2 separate regions of the Homo sapiens genome follow, and region 1 is linked to region 2. The links are chromatin contacts, found by Hi-C in ENCODE. All regions are on one chromosome and are shown on one strand. The core of a region is the stretch at or near the end of the contact, and the rest is flanking DNA. Distances in the headings are between cores, read along the strand shown. Region 1 overlaps LOC124903162. Region 2 holds the start of MRPS31 (mitochondrial ribosomal protein S31).

Evidence for each region. Hi-C counts contacts between places; a loop is a spot of excess contacts on that map. Pooled maps may share reads with other maps.
Region 1: a pooled map shows a loop between it and region 2 (4-fold over the local background). The contact joins the enhancer-like site here to the promoter of MRPS31 in region 2. A Hi-C loop is called at or near these places in 8 of 50 pooled maps.

The regions. Positions count from the first base shown.
Region 1 is chr13:40,098,736-40,104,814 of GRCh38, reverse strand. All of the region lies in intron 3 of LOC124903162, which reads left to right. Among named protein-coding and RNA genes, the nearest start is that of LINC00332, 80 kb to the left of the region's middle. RefSeq lists a silencer at 3,949-4,119. Within about 2 kb of position 1,799, at least 4 of the 41 ENCODE cell types and tissues checked have a DNase peak (open chromatin) inside an H3K27ac peak, as active enhancers do.
Region 2 is chr13:40,769,797-40,776,484 of GRCh38, reverse strand. It overlaps MRPS31 (mitochondrial ribosomal protein S31), which reads left to right and starts at 5,295. Exons shown (of 7, transcript NM_005830.4): 1 at 5,295-5,500. The coding sequence starts at 5,349. RefSeq lists an enhancer at 5,237-5,406.

The DNA.
Region 1 (6,079 bases), core at 550-3,049, 670 kb after region 2:
CTTTTCTTGGTGCCCTTAGGAAGATCACACATGAAATTAGCACCTCAAATTTACATAAATAAATTTGATTTACTGAAAATACTATGTAATAGCCATTAAACATCATTTGTGTAGCCTGCTTGTAATCACTGCGAATTATCACTTCTGTTTATGAAATCCACGTGCCTCAACCCACAACTACTGAGACGTTACCTCCTTCAAGACCTCGAGTAGACTTGGTTCATGTTCTACTTCCTTACCTTCCTAGGATTCTTACTAAATATACCCACTTCTGTCTTCCTCAAGCTCCCAGACTGGAAATATTAGCTATTGAATAAATACATAATTATTCATCGGGGCTGAATCTTCACACATAGCCGTGACCAGCACTTGATCTTCTCATATAGCCGTGACCAGCACTTGAAGGAAGCCAGGACAATTCTTTTAGATTCTCTTCCTTGAAATGCCACCTCTTCCTTCCTCTGTGGCCTCATGCTCCTCAATTCCTGCTTTTTTGAAAGCCATAAGCCAGGCAGTAATGTTTGCCTCCTTGGCTTGATCTCTGCCTGAAGCACCCAAATGCCCCTCTGAATTTAGCAAGAGAAGAGACTTGGCTCCCTGCGCTGGTGGCTGCTATCTTGTTTCTACTCCCCAACTCTGATATTCCCCTAATCCCATCTTGCAACTTGGCTACTTTTCCCAGTATAAACACTTTTCCGTATGACAACTCCCACAACGCCCAGCTAGGGAGTTTCTCTGTTTACAGTTTGCAATGGGTTCATTATATTTACTTGATGGGGAAGGTTTCAATTACACCTCAGCCAGCTCATCCTCTTTAATTCATACTCCCACTACCTGCTCTTGTTACCTATCCTTCTAAATATTAGTCACCTATGTGAAGATAATAAAAAGATCCTTCTGGGTTATCTCCAATTGTATGTCTCTTTTCAAATAACGACTGATTGCCTGAAAAAAAAAATTAAAGTCTGAAGGCAGTGAGCGATTTGTAGAATGTGCAGCATCCACATTCATTGGAGCTGGAGAGATCTTGGAGAAAATTTAATCTAAATTCTTACTTTCCAGATGAGGCCTGGGGCAGAGAAGGGATTTACTCCAGATCATTTTATTCATTAATGGAAGATCTCCCGCCTTCCCACACAAGACTCCACACATGCACGATTCTTTTCTGGTTTTTTATTTCTGCTATGACAACACAGTCATATCTATGTAGTCCTATCTACATACAATGTAGTCGTGTGTGTGTGTGTGTGTGTGTGTGTGTATACACGTATGTACCAGGAGAATGGTTCCCAAACCTGTCTGAATCATCAGAATCATCTGAGATTCTTTTTAAAAAGACAGTAGCGAGAGTTTCTATCATATGTCCTGAAACAGTCTCTGAGGCTGGGCCCAGGAGTCCAAGGTCTGGCCTTGGGGTTGCTGCTTGATAAAGTTCCCTTGCCCTCCCAGCCTCTTTTTCCCCTCCCATAAGGCACTGCATTTTTCAAGATTGGCCGCAGATTTCATAACATCATTATCAATGTGAAAGGGACCCTTGGTGGGTTTCCTATGTTGTCATGGAAGAGCCCAGCATCCACAACAAGAGAGGCGTGCATGAGGCAGCCTGCGGCCCCAAAGGCAAGGCCCTGTAACTTTAAGCAGAGCTTAGCAAGCCTAGTAACTGGCTTTGTTTGTGTGTCTACGTGGAGGAGGAGACCAGCTTGTGAGCAGTACCTGGAGCCCGTGGGCGTACTCTGGGGAAGCTGCTGCATGAGTCAGGCCTGCAGAGGGTTGGGGACTGGAGTCCTTGACGCACTCAGCAATGATTCAGGGGCACAGCCGAGACCTCGGCATGCCAGGTTAAGCGGGTAAGCCACTCTCCCTGCCAGAGTGGGCCCTGGATGCATGGTAGGGAGCCATCTTAACTTGAACAGCTGTGTAATCACCAGTACCAGTAAAAGAGAGGGGACATGAGACAGTTTTCTCCTGGAACCTCCCCTGGAGTGTGAACACAAGGGAGTGGAATTGTGGGGTCAAATGGTCCAGGAGACCTGCTCCCAGTGAATAAACAAATTCACTAAGGCGTTAGCTCTAGAAAGATTTTATAACTTAGCTGGGTGTATTTGAGGGTGTTATCCATCAGCCAGATACAAGAGGTGGGGAATCTAAATACCTGCATGTGTTTTGGGGGTTGAATAAGTCCCCTCTGTTGTCGATGACTTGGGACAGTCCTAGGTGAAAGAGGTGAGGTTGATCAGTGACATTCAGGCTGCTTCTAGCCCCGCTATGCACTATGTACATATCCGAACTGAGTTCAGGTACTCTTTCTTCTTGATCCCTCTGAGGGTGAAATATTGGTCTCTTTGACCCTACAGTTGCCCAAAGTGGGGCAGTGCTCATAAATATTCACTCTCTTCTGATTTTATGGCTGATTGTACCCAAAACCTTGCTGTCTGGCAGGACAACTAGAGGCTGAGGCATAAGAGAAGAAACAGTGTGTCACTCTGATTTTTTCTGGCATCATTTTTACTCAGAGTTGGAAAGTGCCTCTCCTGCCACACACCTGTGAATCATTTAGAAACCAGGACTCACAGAACAGAGGGCGGACTTCATGCATAACCAAAAAGTTTCCTGGAGGCCGATAAGCTGATACAGCCAGAACAATTGTCTCTTTCCAGGTAGACAAAGGAGTGCAAGGCATATGACCTTTACGTATTTTTGTTTGTTTCTTTTTACCTTGGATCCTTTAGCCATTCTTGTTGGAGAGCCAGTTCTGGGAGAGGGAGTTTTTGACTAAGCAGCCAGTCCATGTTGAAACAAGCATTGTGGGGCAAGTGAGCTGAGCCCCATGGTGGAATGACAGCTACAAGTTAGTGGCATGGCCCCTTGGCAGTGCTGCCTGTCAGTTTCTCCACCACCCAGGCACAGGTGGGAGCAGCAGGTGTGGGCTCATTGAGTTACAAGGAAGCATGACCCATGATAACCAGGTCACATAATAAGGGCTGGTTTATTGCAAGAAGCAAGGGGTAATGAAGAAGGAAGTTCTCTCATAAGAAACTGCTGTGTGGTTAGTCCACACAGAGACTAGAGCTGGAGGCAGTGAGGCTCTAGGGACCTTGGCACTTGGGGGCGGTGAATCCCATGCTCTGCCATTAAAGTGGCTTGGCCAACCCTGGCTCTGGTTATTCTTGATGTATGTGCTTTAGCTTCTCCTCTCACCACCATGACTTAACACAACTTCTCTACACTTAATCTTCTGCTCAATGGTAGTTTCCACTTTCTCACAATTTTGGCTTACTCTACACTTCAGCTAACTCAAGGCTACTCGTGCACTCTTTCAACCTCAGCCCCTGATAGCAGCTTGAGTCTCTGTGTATTTTCCAATTCAAAGTCCTGTGAGTGAGAATATGATTGGTCCAGTGAATTCCTGGTAGTGCTCAGCTCTTTACAGTAGATCTCCCGGTAAGCCTGGACAGGCATCCCTGAGGCAGGTGTCTACTTCCAGACCAATCAGATGAGGACAGATGTAATAGGGGTCCATCGAGAACTGCCATTTCAGCAGTGGCCCTGGGTGGGACAGTGTCCCTTAGAAAGGGCTGCGGATGTGTTCTGACCATGTTGTACTACAAGCAGTCAAGAGTGAAAAACACTTCCATTAAAGGGAAAACCAACAGTTCTAATCACAGGCAAATGTCATAAATTGGGATATTGTCACTAGGTACTTAAAATATGGAGAAAATTTGATGTGGCCTAATAAACTATGCATAGGATAAAATATAATGTTGCTGAAAGCAATAATAAATTAAGGCTGGGCATGGTGGCTCACGCCAGTAATCCTAGCACTTTGGGAGGCTGAGGCAGGAGGATCACTTGAGGTCAGGAGTTCAAGACCAGCCTGGCCAACATGGTAAAATTCCATCAATACTAAAAATACAAAAATTAGCTGGGTGTAGTGGCACATGCCTATGGTCCCAGCTACTTGGGAGACTGAGGCAGGAGAATCACTTGAACCCAGGAGGTGGAGGCTGCAGTGAGCTGAGATTGCACCACTGCACTCCAGCCTCGGCAACAAGTTTTGAGACTCCTTCTCAAAAAATAAAATAAAATAAAGTAAAATAAAATAGTTAATTAATGTAATTTTATTTTGTTATTTTTTAAAAAATTATTTTTTATTTCAATAGATTTTTTGGGGAACATGTGATATTTGGTTACATGAATAAGTTCTTTACTGGTGATTTCTGAGATTTTGGTGCACACATCACCTTTAGGGGTAAAACAAATTATACAAAGATATAGAGATATTGGGGAAAGGGAGAGATTGGGAGAAAGGAGGTGGAAATCCAAGCAAGCATGACATACAGAGATCTAGGGGTCATAGTGGAACACAAGCACTGCTGAATATGAACAAGCAAAATATGTACAATTAAGTTGAGTTAGAACATGATTAATAGGAGCCAATAGAATTTCTTGTGTTCTTAGCGTTGCCTAAATCTTTATTACATTTAGTTTTGTTTTCATATCTTTTAAAGAGATGAAAAGGGTACTGAGGAGATTGAGGGATGTGGGTGAAAAGAAAGAAATAGAAGGGCTGTGAAATAATCGTTAGATTCCTTTGGTCTGGGAATTTAAAAAATAGTCCAAGGATTGACTTTTTAAATTAAGCTTCAAAATCTAAGGCAGCAGATGGATAGACTATCCTTTTATTCCAATGCCACAATTAAAATCGGAAAGAAAAATGAGGAGGCAAGGACTATTGGCGAGTTGATTGCCAAGCAACCGATCAAATTGCAAAGGGCCAAGCCAATTCACTTTTCTTAACAGAATAATTAGGCAGTATCTGAACTATGTGAAATTTTCTCCATCTTAAAGACACCAAATGAATTTGATTGTTTAGTAATCAATTCACTCCTCAGCACTAGTATCTCAGCCACAAATTCTAGGGCTCCTTGGGCTTCCATACTTCTGACCAACTGGCTACAAATTCAGGGGTTCCTACAACCCCCTCAGGCTCAATAGTTTGATAGAATAACTTGTAGAACTCAGGAAAGTGTTATACTTAAAATTACAGTTTAATTATAAAGGATGCAAATCAGGAGCACCCAAAAGAAGATATTAGGGCAAGGCCTGGGATGGTCTCAAATGCAGAGCTTCTGTGCCCAGTCTCCATACAATCAGAATGTGTCACCCTGCTGGCACGCTGATGTGTTCACCACCAAGGAAGGGGACCCAAGCCTCAGGGTCCAGAGTTTTTATTGGGGTTTCACTGTGTATGGATGATTGAATCATTGACCACATGTCTGAGCTCAATCTCCAGTGCCTCTCCTGGGAGGCTGGTGAATAGCAAATGGCTTGAAGCCCCGAGCCTCTAATCACATGATTGGTCTTACAGGCCTGGCCAACCTCCATCCTGAAACTATCTAGGGTCCCACCAGGATTCACCCTATTAGCAAAACTCAGGTGTGGTCCCAGAGGCCAATGTCTTCTGGTGAGGCTGGAGGCTCCCAAACTGCTGCTGTTGCTGCTGCCACTTCCCATGGGGAGAAACAGAGAGCTTAGGTGGTATTTCTGTGTCATAACCTGTCTCCAAGTGGCTTGGCCCTTCCCCTCCCCTCAATGCCTTTTCCTTTCTCCTCTCAGGCTTTCTTACTTCATGCCCCAGAGCTCTAAGATGGAGAAGTCACTCTTTCCTGTCTCATTTTTTGATTCAGATTATGATTGGGTTCAGATCCTGGCTCTGCCAGTTGTGAGCTGTGTGATGTTGTGTGCATTGCATGGCCTCACAGAGCCTTGTCTTCCTCATGTTGCTGTTGTGAGGACTCAGTGAGATGATGTTGGTTGAAGCTTCTGTGTTACCTGGCACATTGAGACCTTTTCCCTCTTCCTCCCTGTCCTCACTGGTGCCTCAAGACCTGTACAATCATCCTGCCTCATTCCATTTGGCTGAAGCTCCTGCTCCACTTCTTGCTGGGCTGTGACCATTCAGGATCCCCCACTGTCCACCAGAGTCAGCATGTGCCATGACAAAAGATGGTGGAATATTTATCCCAAAGCCCCACCAAGAGTTCCAAAAAGAAAGAGCTGGTTGTTGGCACATTTTCCA
Region 2 (6,688 bases), core at 4,046-6,545:
TATGATCACAACTCACTGCAGCCTCCGCCTCCTGGGTGCAAGCAATCCTCCCACCTCAGCCTCCCAAGTAGTTACGACTGCAAGTGCACGCCACCATACCCAGCTAACTTTTTTTGGTATGTTTCGTGGAGATGGGGTTTCCCCATGTTGCCCAGCTGGTCTCTAACTCCTGGGCTCAAGCAATCCACTTGCCTCAGCCTCTTAAAATGTTGTTTTAGGCTGTGTTTGATACTGTAGTTCGATCTGGTTTTTAAGATAGACCAGCTGGAGATATGTATATATATGTGTGTTCCAGAAAGAAAGAAAAAAAGTCTCAACTTGGAAGATGCAGAGACAAAAAAGCTCTTAATCCACCTAGGAAAAAAGATGGGAAATACCACATCCAGTGTAGTACCACACACATCATCCATCACCCAAATCAGGAAGCCTCATGATGAGTTACGTCCCCAGTGAGCCCATCCAGCCTCATTTTCTCCTTCTTTTTGTGACTTCAGCTAGTACACCGCCTTTGGAAAGATGTTCATAATCCGTTAATACTTTTGCTAGTGGAGCCACAAGTAAATTGAAGTAGGTAGCTGAAACTGCTGGACAACTGGGTTTATTCTGCAGGCTTATTTCACAAAGAGCAAACCTCAGAAGACTGGGGCCATTGCTGACCTGGCTAGTTGGATTTTCAAATATTGACCATTCCTGGACTCCTTGCTACAGGGTTTCATACATCTGCTGTGACATCGGACTGATCTTGTTGGATAATTCTGATGTCAATGAGAAAATTAAATGAGATAAGAATGTAAATGGTTTAGTATGCAACGATGGCAGTTAGTGGTATTATTATTCTCATTACCATATTGGGCATGTTTATGCTGCCTCCTGATTTTATTGGAAAAAGTCTTACATGCATTTTTACACAGAGGCATTGAAAGTTAATTCAGAGTTGATTTTAGGGAAAAGGATTACTTTGGACATAAAATATACAGATTTATAGACATATTCATTGGGAAATGAAGTTACATATATGGGCAATTCTAGTGACTGAAAAGCAATTAATAGAATCAATTACATTTGATTGCCTATCAAGTGCATAGACTAAGTATGATGGAAAATGGCATAAAACAAACAGCAGAATATGATACATCTTACTGCACAAGCAAAGTAGCCACAGAGCCTGTAAACCTCACTTGTGCTATGACATTCGTGTTCTGCCATCCTGCCACTTGGGAGAAGGGGCTCATTGTTTTTACCCTTTTGTGACCCACTAGCATGAACTAGTGGCTAGTTTATGCAGATTGGTAGAATAGTTTAAATTGTTCTGAATCTTTCTAGATGTATTATTTACTCACTTAGATCTTTCCAAGACGTATTATTTACTAGCTTTAAAGTGTTTCTAAGAATTAGTATAGTAATTAAGCTTAGAAATGAATCTGGGATACATTAAATATTATGGGAAAGAAGTTCATTGCGATGAAGTGAAATTGCTTGTACCATTAACTAACCTGCTACTTCAATATCTTCGCTGTGATTTTGCAACTTTGTAAGAGTTAGCCTGCTTTAGGCCGGGCACTGTGTGGAGAGAGGCCCAGCCAGCCCCTGTTTCTTCCAGCTATTCCAGCTGAGGTATCAGATGTGTGGGTGAAGAAACCATCCCGGACATTCAGTCTTATCTGATGGCAACCACATGAGGGATCAAAGTAGGGACCACCCAGCTGAGCTGCCCCGTCCACCACAGAACCAGGATAGATAACAAATTGTTGTTTTAAGATACTAAGCGTTAGGATGGTTTGTTGTGCAGCAATGGATAACTGGAATATAGGGTGATTTTGTTTCTTCATTTTCTTGTAAGGCTTGTTGAGTTAATTCGTATAGAATTTTATGAGATAGCTAGGACAAAGTCACCACTCTATATCAGGAGCAATTTCAGTTGATTTTCTATTTCTTGCCTTGTTTCTAAAAAGTGCATTTCCAGGGGTCCCTGGGAAGAAAATGACTGGTGAATCAAATACCATAATAGAAAGTTAGAGGAGGAAAAAATTTTCTACTTTCGGCTTTCTTTTTGTCACTCTCATAAATGATTGCTCTGGAAAAAAAATTACACAAGTCATATTAGTTTTTCAAAGGACAGACTTTTGAAGTTTGGGGGGAATTTATTGAAATTCTCTTCATGATTTAATTTATGGCCAAGTAGAACTATCCTATTAATTCTCTTTTTTTTTAAGTCAAATTTATTTATTTATTTAGAGAGAGGGTTTTGCCCTGTCATCTAGGCTGGAGTGCAGTGGCTCAATCACTGCTCACTGTAGCCTCCACCTTCTGGGCTCAAGCAATCCTCCCACTTCAGCCTCCCAAGTAGCTGAGACCACAGGGGCACCATGCCCAGCTAATTTTTTTATTTTTTGGTAGAGACAGTGTCATGAGTTCAGCTAAAATTCCAGAAGAAGAGAATGGCTATAGGTGGACAACAGCAATCCGTGCCAGAGTGCGACTGGATGGGGCAGGAGACTACATTAACCACGGTGGTCAAAGAAAGCCTCTATTGTAAGAAAGTGATAGTGGAAGGAACCAAATGGTAGAGAAGACTAAATTTCAATTCTGGCTTGTGACCCTCAGCCAGGCACTTTCACATAGTCACGGCCTATCTACCCTTACGGAGCAGGGAGGTAATTTACTGTGTCTGCACTACCTTAGAGTAGATTAAGAACAGGGTAGCTGGGACAAGGTCTTCCCCCAGAGAAACTGAAATTGAGATGGAAGTTTTCATCTTCTTTGTTAAGAGATTTTAGGGTTTTAAAAAACCCATTTGAAGGATATTATAAGAAATCGAAAAAAGATGAGGTAACTATTAAATGTGATCCACATGGACTGCTTATTATACTCAAGAATGGATTTTCCACTGGGTATCAAGTGATATCAAGGAAAGTATGCTGTACTGCTAATATTCTATTTCTTGATCCAGGTGGAGGTTTATATGGGTGAATTAACTCTGTGATCATTCCTTAAACACATTTTTGGTCAGGCACGGTGGCTAATGCTTGTAATCCCAGCACTTTGGGAGGCCAAGATGGGAAGATCACCTGAAATCAAGAGTTCGAGACTAGCCTGGCCAACATAGTGAAATCTGTCTCTGCTAAAAATGCCAAAATTAGCTGGGGGTGGTGGTGCACGCCTGTACTCCCAGCTACTCGGGAGGCTAGGGCAGGAGGATTGCTTGAACCTGGGAGGTGGAGGTTGCAGTGAGCTGAGATAGCACCACTGCACTCCAGCCTCGGTGACAGAGCAAGACTCCATCTCAACAATAACAAAGATACATTTTCATCAACATATTTATAATTCATACACTTTTCTGTATTGAAGTTGCTAAAGTTTATAGGAGGCCGTAGTTTTGGACAAGCTTCCTGTACTAGCCCCCAGCACACCAGAGCAAACCAGAATAGTCACTTGTGCTAAGTGCCAAGTAATCAAACTGAACTTTGAAATCAGGGCCAGTTTTCCAAAAGCAGGAGATTCACAGCACCAATCAGAGGGGCCCTAGTTTACCTGAGCCAGCATGACAAGGAATCCCTCTGTTTTAACCCTATAAGGAAGGTAACTTTGAAATGACCAATCTGATTTTTGTTCCCTGTTTCTATTTTCTTCAACTCTTTTGTGCTTGTAAAGCCAAACCCCTCTGCTCAACTCACTGGAACACTATTCTAGAATCACAAATAAAAACCAATTATGCTAAATTTGCCATAATTTTGTTTTTTGACAAAGTTATGCTTTAATTTTTGTTTGTTTTTTTACAAATCAGACAAAGTAAGCATCCCCAAGTGTACTGTGTAGAGCATTCAGTCACAAAGGTTCTGTTAGTGTTAGTGGATCTCAGGAAGATCTGCTCAATGTAAGCTGTGTTTTAGTATCACAAAAACTCACCTCCCCACCTTGATTATTTTTTGAGAGGACAGGGAAAATGTTGATGTAAACTTTGGAATGCCTTTATGGAATTTTAGGCTAGTGGTTCCCATGTGTCCTATTAGCCAACATTTCCCACCAGATTTATTCTCATCCCCTTCCAAGTTTGGGAACCCCACATCTCTTCTGGGGTCACAGTTCCCTGTTTCATGAGGGACAGGTAAAAGCCAAGTCTCTCTCTTGCATCTTTTCATCCTTTTTTTTTTTTGAGACGGGGTCTCACTCTGTTGCCCAGGCTGGAGTGCAGTGGCACAATCTTGGCTCACTGCAGCTTCCGCCTCCCGGGTTCAAGCTATTCTCCTGCCTCAGCCTCCCGAGTAGCTGGGATTATAGGCACTCGCCACCACGCCAGGTTAATTTTTGCATTTTTAGTAGAGTCAGGGTTTCACTATGTTGACCAGGCTGGTCTTCACCCCTGGCCTCAAGTGATCTGCCCGCCTCGGCTTCCGTAAGTACTGGGATTACAGGTATGAGCCACTGTGCCCCCGGCGTAAATCTTTTTTTCTTTTCTTTTTTGTTTTTTTGAGACAAAGAATCTCGCCCTGTAGCCCAAGCTGGAGTGCAATGGCGCGATCTCGGCTCACTGCAGCCCCCACCTCCCGAGTTCAAGCGCTTCTCCTGCCTCAGCCTCCCCAGTAGCTGGGATTACAGGCGCCCGCCACCACGGCCGGCTAATTGTGTGTGTGTGTGTGTGTGTGTGTTTGTATTTTTTTTTTTTTTTTTTTTTTTTAGTAGAGATGGGGTTTCACCATGTTGGCCAGGCTGGTCTCGCACCCGTGACCTCAAGTGACCCACCCGCCTCGGCCTCCCAAAGTGCTGGGATTACAGGCGTGAGCCACCGTGCCCGGCCATAAAGCTATTTTTGAAAAATGAAACCTATGTCTCATTTTGACTCTACATCAAAAATAAAGACTGAAAGGAAACGCTAATTCATAGGGCAGCAGGTCTTTTAGTAATTTTTTTTAAACCTCTTTGGTGGCCATGGCGCATTTTGAGAACGTGGTGAACGCTGTAGACCCTTCCCCTCCAAACATCGCAAAATATTGTCTGTTAAAGAAGAGACTGATCTCACTGGCACCATCTGTAGTTTTTGCACAACTGGTCACGCCCTCCACTGTCGGGTTCGCCGGTCTGGGACCCGCCTCGGCCAGCGAACCTTTGCTGAACTCTGGCGAGGACTCCGCCTCTAGGACTACAATCGCGGGGTGGGTCGGGTCGCTTGGAGGCAACTGGCTCCGCCCGGCCGCGGGCGAGTCCGGAACACAGTTACCCGCCCCTGTAGCCCACCGGAGCGCAAAGGGGGAGGAAGGCGCCAGGCCGGAAGCGGAAGAGAGGGCGGGGACGTGTTTGGCAGCGGGACGCACCATTTCAGTTGTGTTCTTGGTTCATTTCGTGTCTCGGCGATGTTTCCTAGAGTCTCGACGTTCCTACCTCTTCGCCCCCTTTCCCGCCACCCTTTGTCCTCTGGAAGCCCGGAGACATCAGCGGCTGCGATTATGCTACTCACTGTTCGGCACGGAACAGTCAGGTACCGCAGTTCAGCGCTGTTGGCCCGGTAGGTCCTCAGGCAACCCCGTGCCCCGTCCTGTACATCCTCCGACTTCCTGGGGTCGATGTTACCACCTGCTGGGTCTTAGAAGCTATTGCTTTAAATCTGAGGAAAGAGAAATCCCAGAAAGAAAAGATGACTTGCCCAAGGTCATAGTGTGCGTGAAAACAGAGCTACGATTACAAACCTGGTCGCTGTGCTCTACTACACGCCGCGCCTCATTCCTCTTGTCATCATCTCCTGTCAGTTTACCCAGGTTTTTATCTTTTGCCTCCCAAGATTTATTTGATAGTCTCATTTGTTTTCCTTCATTTATTCTTTAGTTCATTACTGAAAAACTCGAAAAACAGCGTGCCAGTACTGGTTGTAAACCCCAAGTGAGACAGTCCTGCCATCACGGAGCGTGTAGTTCCAGAAAGTAGACAATTCAAGTGCTATGTAGTGAAGTAATAGCTGAGATAGTGTAGGTAAACAGAGTACACTATTCAGCCAACATGAATGAGTACTTGCTGGGATAGCAAATAGGGACACCTAACCATTATAGGGGAGACTCAGGATATCGTTTCTGGAAAAGTCTGACGAAATCTGAAGGAGGACCACTGGTTGAAGTTAGCCAGGAAAAAAGGGAATTGTGGCATACTTGGTTTTGGTATTTATCCTCCGAGAACTTTATTATGAAAACCTAATTCCGCTGCATAAATTCCATGCGTAACACTCAGAAGGCAGTTTGGTTAAGTACAGTGCTGAAGCAGGTTAGTAGCAGTGAAGATGGGAAGGACCAGCTGAATGGAGGAGAAAAATTGCACAGGTAGAATTAAAGGGATGTGACGTCATGGGATAATGGTAGGGTAGTCAGAGATAGCAAAAATTTCAACTGGCTGCGTTGGAGTATTAGGGTATCCTTAATGTTAACAGAAGAATGCGGAGCCAGGCTTGAGAAAGATTTTTCCATATATTATAATTTTTAGAAAACAACAAATACCTGTTTATGTTAGGGGGCCTTTTAATATAGAAAGTGTGAAAAATGGAAAGTCAGTCTGAAAGAGGAGTCTTGAATGTGGTGTTGAAGGTGTTGCATTTGAAGTACTGATGAGCTGCTGTCAGTGGAAACAAACTCAGGTGGGAGGTTAGGTCGAGAGGTTTATTATTTTTAGTGCTAGGGAGTTACTTAGACGTGATTTTCCTATAATGTAG